Linked DNA regions of Homo sapiens: region 2 is linked to region 1. The links are chromatin loops, found by intact Hi-C in ENCODE. Cell type or tissue: Calu3. All regions are shown on one strand. Links, peaks and the distances in the headings refer to the core of each region. The heading gives the core; the rest is flanking DNA. Region 1 has its middle 160 kb from the start of KCND2. Region 2 has its middle 100 kb from the start of KCND2.

Region 1 (4,415 bases), core at 299-4,298:
TATTGAACTGATCATAGTAAACTTAGCAACCTACACCCTTCTGATTAGTTCAAAATGGGTTTCCATCATTATTTCCCCTGTTCTACGTTCTATTCAATTCCAGTATTGTGATAATGGTGTTCTCTCTTACAGAACTATTGTGCTACTTAATTGATGTTTGTTATATACTTGGAGATCTTTGGATGGTAGATGATATTCTGGTGCCAAGTGCATTATTATTTCATTAAAATCAATGCCTAGATGAAATGCATTGCAGAAGGTAATGGCCTGAAAAGTGTTTTCTATTACCAAGTGGAAAGAATATATTTGTTTGGCAGCTTTCTAGGTACAGTCTAAGCAGGTGGCCACCAGCAAACTGACACCTAGAAGAGAAATATTTCATTCACACTATTTAGATTTTAATTGAATTATTTACAAAGAATATAAATTCTGAGCTATTTTTGCTAAGTGGATCAATCACTTTATACAAGGACAAATGAAAACCTACAAGGAAAAATATAAAGCTTCAGATTAGATTTACAAGAAAATGCTTACTTTAAAGACTCAGTTTAGTGTAGTGAAAGACCATGAGCTTGTAGTCAAATAAGTTGGGCTTGAATCCAGGGCCCATCAGTGTTGCAGTTCCATGACACACAGACTGGATCTGTCTTGTTCACTGTTGTATTCTTGGCATGTAAAACAATATTGAGCATGAACTAATGGCTCAATAAGCACTTTTAAATAAATAAATGAGTTCATGACCTTGAGCAAACCATGTAATAATGCTAATATTAATATGCTGTATGTAACAAATATTAATAAAAGATACTGTTACTCTAAAACTTTTTGATATAAGATCTCCAAAAGATTTAAAATAAGCAAATCTACTGACCTAGATGAGGTTGCTTTTTGCTTTGATTCTCTCCTTTTAGCTTTTGAGGTTTTTTTTTTTTTAATTGTTTAGTTTGTAGAGACTGGATCTATGTTGCACAGGTTAGTCTCAAACTCCTGGGCACAAGCAATCCTCCCACCTCAGCCTCCCAAAATGCAGGGATTACAAGTGTGACCCACCATGCCAGGTCTCTCCTTTTAGTTTTAATTGAAGTTCAGAACAACCTATATCATGTTTCTAACACAACATTAAAAACATGAAAGTGCACAGATTACTTTATAAAATGTTAATTATGAAATTATGAGACCCAATAATATTCATATTATAAAATGTTTAAAATATAGCAAAAGATAAAGAACGCATTTTAAGATAAACTCTAACCAATACCACTACTTGAAGATAATAATAATTGGCCCTTAAATATATTTCTTTATTGTGGTATACACACATACACAAACACATGCACATACACATAGTCATACATGTATGCTGTGTTTTTACTTCATATTGTGAAACACCCAATATTCTTCAAAACACTATTTAGAGAGCTGCTAAATAGACTTTTTATTACTATTAATTTAAAAATTAACAATTAACTGAATTAAACTGTCCAACATTTGATTAAAATAAACAATAACAAAGTGAAGAAATGCGTGTTTGAAAAATTCACATATTTATTTCCTTAACATATATCATTTAATGAGGAATTATTGTTTAAAGAATATTAATAAAAATGTGAGGCTCTTGATTTAAATTATTAAATAACTCTAAAGATTGTAAGAATTACACTGCCACTAGCAGTCCATTTGTACATATACTTACTGCTTATTTATGATTTTTTTTTCCTTTTCTTTTTTATCTTTTGGGTGTCCGTTGCGGGAAGTCAGGGACCCCAGATGGAGGGACAGAGTGAAGCTGCAGCAGAAGAACATAAATTGTGAAGATTTCATGGACATTTATCAGTTCCCAAAATTAATACTTTTATAATTTCTTATGCCTGTCTTTACTGCAATCTCTGAACATAAATTGTGAAGGTTTCATGGACATTTATCACTTCCCTAATAATACTCTTATAATTTCTTATGTCTGATTTTACTTTAATATCTTAATCCCGTTATCTTTGTAAGCTGAGAATGTATGTCACCTCAGGATCAGTATTGTACAAATTGATTGTAAAACATGTGTGTTTGAACAATATGAAATCAGTGCACCTTAAAAAGGAATAGAATAACAGTGATTTTCAGGGAATAAGGGAAGATAACCATAAGGTCTGACTGTCTGTGGGTTGGGCAGAATAGAGCCATATTTTTCTTCTTGCAGAGAGCCTATAAAAGGACGTGTGAGTAGGAGAGATATCACTGAATTCTTTTCCCAGCAAGGAATATTAATAATTAATACCCCGGGGAAGGAATGCATTACTTGGGGGAGGTCCATAAACGGCCGCTCTGGGAGTGTCTGTCTTACGTGGTTGAGATAAGGCCTGAAATACTCCCTGGTCTCCTGCAGTACCCTCGGGCTTACTAGGATTGGGAAATTCCAGCCTGGTAAATTCTAGTCAGACCGGTTCTCTGCTCTCATCAGACCTGTTTCCTGTTAAGATGTTTATCAAGACAATAGATGCACAGCAGGACATAGACCCTCATCAGTAATTCTAATTTTGCCTCCACCTTGTGATCTTTCTCGCCCTTGGAAGCATGTGATCTTTGTGACCTACTCCCTGCTCGTACACCCTCTGCCCTTTTAAAATCCCTAATAAAAACTTGCTGGTTTTGCGGCTCAGGGTCATCATCACGGTCCTACCAATATGTAATGTCACCCCTGGAGGCCCAGCTGTAGAATTTCTCTCTTTGTACCCTTTCTCTGTATTTCTCAGACCGGCCAACACTTAGGGAAAATAGAAAGGACCTAAGTTAAAATATTGGGGGCTGGTTCCCCCAATTGTATGTAGTAGGCATATATATTTATGGGGTAAAACTAAGCATATTTTTAATGCATGGAATAAGACTAGAAATTAATAATAAGAAATTTTGGAAAGTATAAAAATACATAGAAATCATTTATTCAAAAATTATGTTTTATTTGCATAAATTTAAGGGATACAGGTGCAGTTTTTTTGCATGGATATATTGCATAATGGTCAAGTCTGGGATTTTAGTGTAGCCATCATCCAAATAACATACATTGTACCCATTAAGTAATGTCTCATTCCTCACCTCATTTCCATCCTCCCACCATTCTGAGTCTTCAGTGTTTATTATTCCACATTCTATGTTCATATATACACATTATTTAGCTCTCATTCATAAATGAGACCATATGGTATTGGACTTTCTATTTCTGAGTTGTCTCACTTAAGGGCCTCTAGTTCACCCATGTTGCTGCAGAAGACACAATTGCCTTCTTTTTAAAGGCTAAATAGTATTCCATTGTGTGTATATACATATATATACATGGGGACTAGCAGTAATGCACGAAGTACATAAAAGCACCTATGTAATAGTGCTAATTGATTAGTACTGACATGGTAGTCAAAGTATGTGCTGAGAAAGAATTCATACACAGTTAAGAGATCTATATACATGCATATATATGAGAAATTTTCTTTATCCAGTCGCCTGTTGATAGACACTTAGGTTGATTCTATATCTTTGCTGTTATGAATAATGCTGTAATAAATATATGTGTGCAGGTATCTTTCTGACATAATGATTTCTCTTTTCTTTGGACAGATATCCAGAAGTGGGATTACTGGATTGAATGGTGGTTCTATTGTTAGTTCTTTGAGAAATTTCCCTAGTATTTTCCATAGAGGTTGTACTAATTTACATTCCCACTAACAGTGTATAAGCATTTCTTTTTCTCCACATCCTTGCCAACATCTGTTATTTTTTGACTTGTAATAATAGTCATTCTGACTGGGGTAAGATGATATCTCATGATGGTTCTTATTCATATTTCTCTAATAATTATCTACAGCATTTTTCATATGCTTATTGGTTATTTGTATGTCTTTTGAAAAATGCCTATTCATGTTTTTTGCCCACTTTTTAATGGGGCTATTTGTGTTTTTAATGTTATTGTTTGATATCCTTGTATATTATATTCTGGATATTATTCCCCTATAAGATGAATAGTTTACAAATATTTTCTCCCATTCTGCAGGTCTTCTCTTTACTCTGTTGATTATTTATTTTGCTGTAAAGAAGCTTTTTAGTTTAAGTAAGTCCTATTTGTCTATTTTTGTTTTTGTTTCTTTGCTTTGAGATCCTAGTCACGAATTATTTGCCTAGACCAATGTCCAGAAGCGTTTTCTCTAGATTTTCTTTTAGTATTTTCATAGTTCTCGGTCTATTGTGACATATGTATCCATATTTTTATGCATTTTCTAGTATTGTACTTGATAGTTTTCATTTGGTTCATAATTAATTAAATGAAAATATATAGTAGAAGCTTTTCATGTAACAATAACATCAATTATTTTGTCTGTTATATATGTTCCCATATGGAACAAAGGCTTTTAGGCAGAAACATGCCTGGTGTTTTG
Region 2 (4,415 bases), core at 154-4,153, 61 kb after region 1:
CACATGGAAGAATTGGCAAGGCAGCTCTCTGGGGCCTCTTCTATAAAGGCACTAATCCGTCCCCATAATACCATCACATTAGTCATTGAATTTTAATGTATGACTTTTGAAAAGACACAAACATTAAAATTGACAGTTATTGATTCATTATTATTTTCTACTTCTTTTCATATCTAACATAAACCGAACTTATTTTAAAGCAGTTACTATGATCTTAAGTATTCTAGTTTTATATTCCTTCAAGAATTTGGTCCCACAGAATACTATAATCAAATATCATCAATCTTCCTTAAGCCTAAGATAGAATGTTGGATCACATTTGACTGGAATCAAGGTATCCATTAAAATTCTGGAAAGACCTTCAAAAGATGTCACATGGAAGCATTGATCAGGTTCCTTAAAAACTCACAGAAGCAATCAATTTAAACTATTGGCATGAAGGGAATACCTAAAGACACATTTAAATTTCTATAGGAGAAAATGGTTAAAATTAATTCATCAGATATGAGGGGGTTGGAAAATTGGATATGTAAAAGTGAAGTTGGATATCATGCTTAATATTCTATTAACTTGAAAATTAATTCAAAGACCAGAACGGACTTGACCTCTCTATATATAATGCAAAGTTAACAGTATAAATAGAACCCAAGAGTGATGAAATAAATTCATTACTCAGAACTGGGCAGTAGCAGAGCCTCACAAATTTGGTGCAAGTTTTATTAATGATTGTAAACAAAATGCTTATGTGTGTGCATGTGTACGTCTGTGTATGTGTATTTATATGAAGAAATATATATGTTTCCATCAGCTTAAAGGGATAGAATATTATGAGAGGGAGATAAAGACAGGGAAATGAGACAATGATGAACATAACATATAAAGTTATGTCAGTGAAGACTCCTGGTTTTTATATTCTAGCAGTTTATAGAAGAGAAAAATGCAAAGAGTGCTGTGCATAATTTGACTTCTGAAGTTATTAGTTCTGCAGGAAACATCCATCTCAAAATTTTGACATGGAAAAGGGAAAATAGATCCAAGTTCCATATTACTAAAAGTACTAATATTCCAAGTTTTACTGAACAACACATGATGTCACTGGGCTATAATCTAGGAAATAGCATACTAAAGAATCTATGATAATAATAATAGTAATAATTCAAATATGCTAAGCATGTAATGGTGGTAACCTTGAGTAAAAAATTTATGGGCTCTTGCCTTATATAGAGTGCCTAAATTTAAGCAAAGTGTACTGGTGTTGACACATTGAACCCCTTCCAAGCCAGCATTTCTGAAATTAGGGAGTTAGAATACAATACAATCAAGTATCAAAAATACAAAGATAACACAGTTTAAATTTTTTATTTTAAATTTACGAAATACTTAGTAAATTTGAATTCATGACTCATCAATTCTTGAATTCCTCCTCAAAAATTAAATGTGTTTTACCGTTGAGTGAAATAGAGGAGAGGAAATAAAATTGTTTAATTATGTACAAAATGATGTATTGGGCTTTGTGTAGTTTCCTGCCTACCAATGACAATATTAACAATGAAAGTAAAACAAGATATGAATCCAAGAGCAAGTTTATGATTGTAAACTAACTGTATTCAGAAGATACTTCACTGGTCCCAAAGGGTGAATACAAGCTCATTTAAAGTCAGCTTAGCTAGCAACTTGTCTTCATGGTATATAATAAGATTTCCAGTACCCTGGATAAGAATAAGGAGCTACAAACTTAAATCATACTACATGACACTTCAAAAGGTTTTTTTATCTCACCTAATTTAAGATTCATAACTAAAGCCAGGCTATGATTTTATTCTGACATTTCATCTGCTTAGCATAAGGAAGAGTCATCATGACCTCAGAATCTGAGCCAGCCACAGTCATTCAACAATCTAATTTTATACTCAGTGGACTGGAATATTTTCCATCATTCTGGAAGTGTTCTGCTTCATCTAGGAAACACTGGTTCTTACATTTTATCTTCTAAATTAGTTAATGGAGTAGTAGTGATCATGCAGAGTAAGATTAAGTGCATTTGTTTTAAAATGTAGATATTGAAAATCTTGTTAATGAGAATAACTCTTTTTAGATATTGTGCCAGCTGTTTGGTAACAACTGTTCTCTAGTGCAATTTATACTGAGATATTTGCTTCTTGAAGTTTTTCTGATTAAGTGAATCAGAAGTACTTAGGGTACAATTTATACTTTTCTAGTTCCAGATTGATCTGCTACACAGATTGAATTAGAGTTGACTATTAAAAATTTTCATTTTCATGTTTTTTCAAGCACTTTTGTATGTAACGTTCCCTCTCTGTAACTTTGTTTTAATCTAATCCAATTACAATCAGCATGTATAAACTGGTGAAACAGGAATAACCTGTAACTTTCAAAAATAATTACTATATATTGAGGTTCTGGCTCTTCTGCAGGTAGATGACTAATCTATCTTTGAACAGAGTGATTAATCCTGATAAAATCTAGATAAAAACTGAGGCCTAATCATGATAACTAAAACACTAGCATACTTTAAATAAGGGCTTGGGGAAAGAGATGAAAATAATAAAGGCTACAGTCAATGAGATTTCTGTTGGGAAGCAGAGTGGGAGAAATACTTCATTAAATGAAAATTCTGCTAACAATTACATAGATCTGCCTTCCACAGATCCCCAGAGCAGGGTGCTATGGCTGAAGCAGAAACCCAAGAAAGGTGGGGAATATCCATCCAACCAATCATCTGCTCCTTTCCCCCTCACAACAGCCTCAGAAATAGCTCCAGATAATTCAGTGGGTTACAGAATTGAAAAACTTCACATATTTTTAATATTCTGTAAGCTGATCTGCAGTAGATTTTTCTAATATTGTTTTTAATATTATGCCTCTCAGCAGTGCTTTAAGAAATGTCTCTTAAAGAGGATGAGGTCAAAGACAGTTATGGCATTTACTAATACTATTTAAAAAGTCACATCCATAGAGTATGTGAACCATGAAATAAAATAGTATTCTATAGGTAGACATATTAATACTTTAGTATTCATAGTGGAGGTGGACTGAAGCATGCTATTTCTGAGGTTACAGGTATAAAAAGACACAAAACCTCACAGACATGCACTGAGCAAGATTAATATTTCTTCAAATGTAATTTACAGGAAACTGATCGTCCCCAAGGACATCACAAGTTGTCTGCCAGCCCAGGTTTCTCTACTGAATTAGTTTATATTATTTAATTTGTTTCTATCTTTCTTAATTCCAAAAGTGATTTGTACTTGAAATACCTACAAGAGAAATAATTGAGTACATGAGAAAATTAGAGCTAAGATCCAAAATATGCAAAATGGAATACATTCACGGAGACGCTATGACTTGAAATAATCATTGAGATTTTCTACTACTAGTAGAATTGACATAAAAATTACAATGAGTTTGCAAATGTCTAACATGCAGACAGAAAAATAATTATGTTAATCCTATTGTTCCTGAGACAGAACCTACTTTCTCAGAGTTTGTAGTCCAATCTGTGAGACAAACACATACATACCCAATTTCAATCTACTATCCAAATATTATGATAAATTATTCAAAATATGCTACCTGGAGTAGAACAAGATAGGAGGCAATGACCTACATTGGGATGCTGTTGTAGTAATCCAAACAACTAAGGCTGTTTTAGTGGGAATAGAAAGATATTAAAGAAGTTGAATTTATAAAATATAGTGATAGATTGTACTTGGAACATGATGAACGAGAAGGAAGCAAAGAAAAATAATACCACATTTTTGGTTGCTTACACCATTCTCCAAGATTAAGAAACAGGAATAGGGGCCAGCCACGGTGGCTCATGCCTGTAATCCCAGCACTTTGGGAGGCCCAGGTGGGTGGATCATCTGAGGTCAGGAGTTCAAGATCAGCCTGGCCAACATGGTGAAACCCCCTCTCTACTAAAAATACAAAAATTAGATGGGTGTGGTGGCGGGCACCTGTAATCCCAGCTACTCAGGAGGCTGAGGCAGGAGAATCACATGAACCCGGGAGGTGGAGGTTGCAGTGAGCCAAGATTGCACCACTGCACCACAGCCTGGGTGACAGAGTGAGACTCCGTCTCAAAAAAAAAAAAAAAAAAAAGACTGTGTTTCAAGGAAGTGAGTTACACTTTAAACAAATAATTGAGTTAGAAGCAGCTTAGAAAAAATATAGCTATTTCTGGAACTAAGATCAGCGTGAACTTCTCTCTGTGTGTTAACAGAAGACAATGAAACACAGTGAACAATATCTTCAACAACATCTTTTTACATGGTCAAAAAATAATATTTAAGTATAGTTAAGTGAAAGGAAGTTTAAAGGAAGTATGTCATCCAAGTAGACATCTTGGAGGGTTGTGCTCTGGATAACTTTCTTCTCAAATTATTTGAGTT

The links. A loop is a pair of places that touch in the nucleus more often than their neighbours do. Peaks named below come from ENCODE experiments on the same cell type or tissue, not always from the same donor. Only the 100,000 strongest peaks of a DNase experiment are listed, where the experiment ranks them.
Region 2: a loop joins it to region 1, with 8 times the contacts of the local background. A loop is called at or near these places in 3 of 110 quality-filtered maps.

What each region holds. Positions count from the first base shown.
Region 1 is chr7:120,107,954-120,112,368 of GRCh38, forward strand. No RefSeq gene overlaps it. Among named protein-coding and RNA genes, the nearest start is that of KCND2, 160 kb to the right of the region's middle. In Calu3, for the core only: no CTCF peak of the experiment used is centred there; a DNase peak (open chromatin) is centred at 2,388.
Region 2 is chr7:120,169,172-120,173,586 of GRCh38, forward strand. No RefSeq gene overlaps it. Among named protein-coding and RNA genes, the nearest start is that of KCND2, 100 kb to the right of the region's middle. In Calu3, for the core only: no CTCF peak of the experiment used is centred there; no DNase peak of the experiment used is centred there.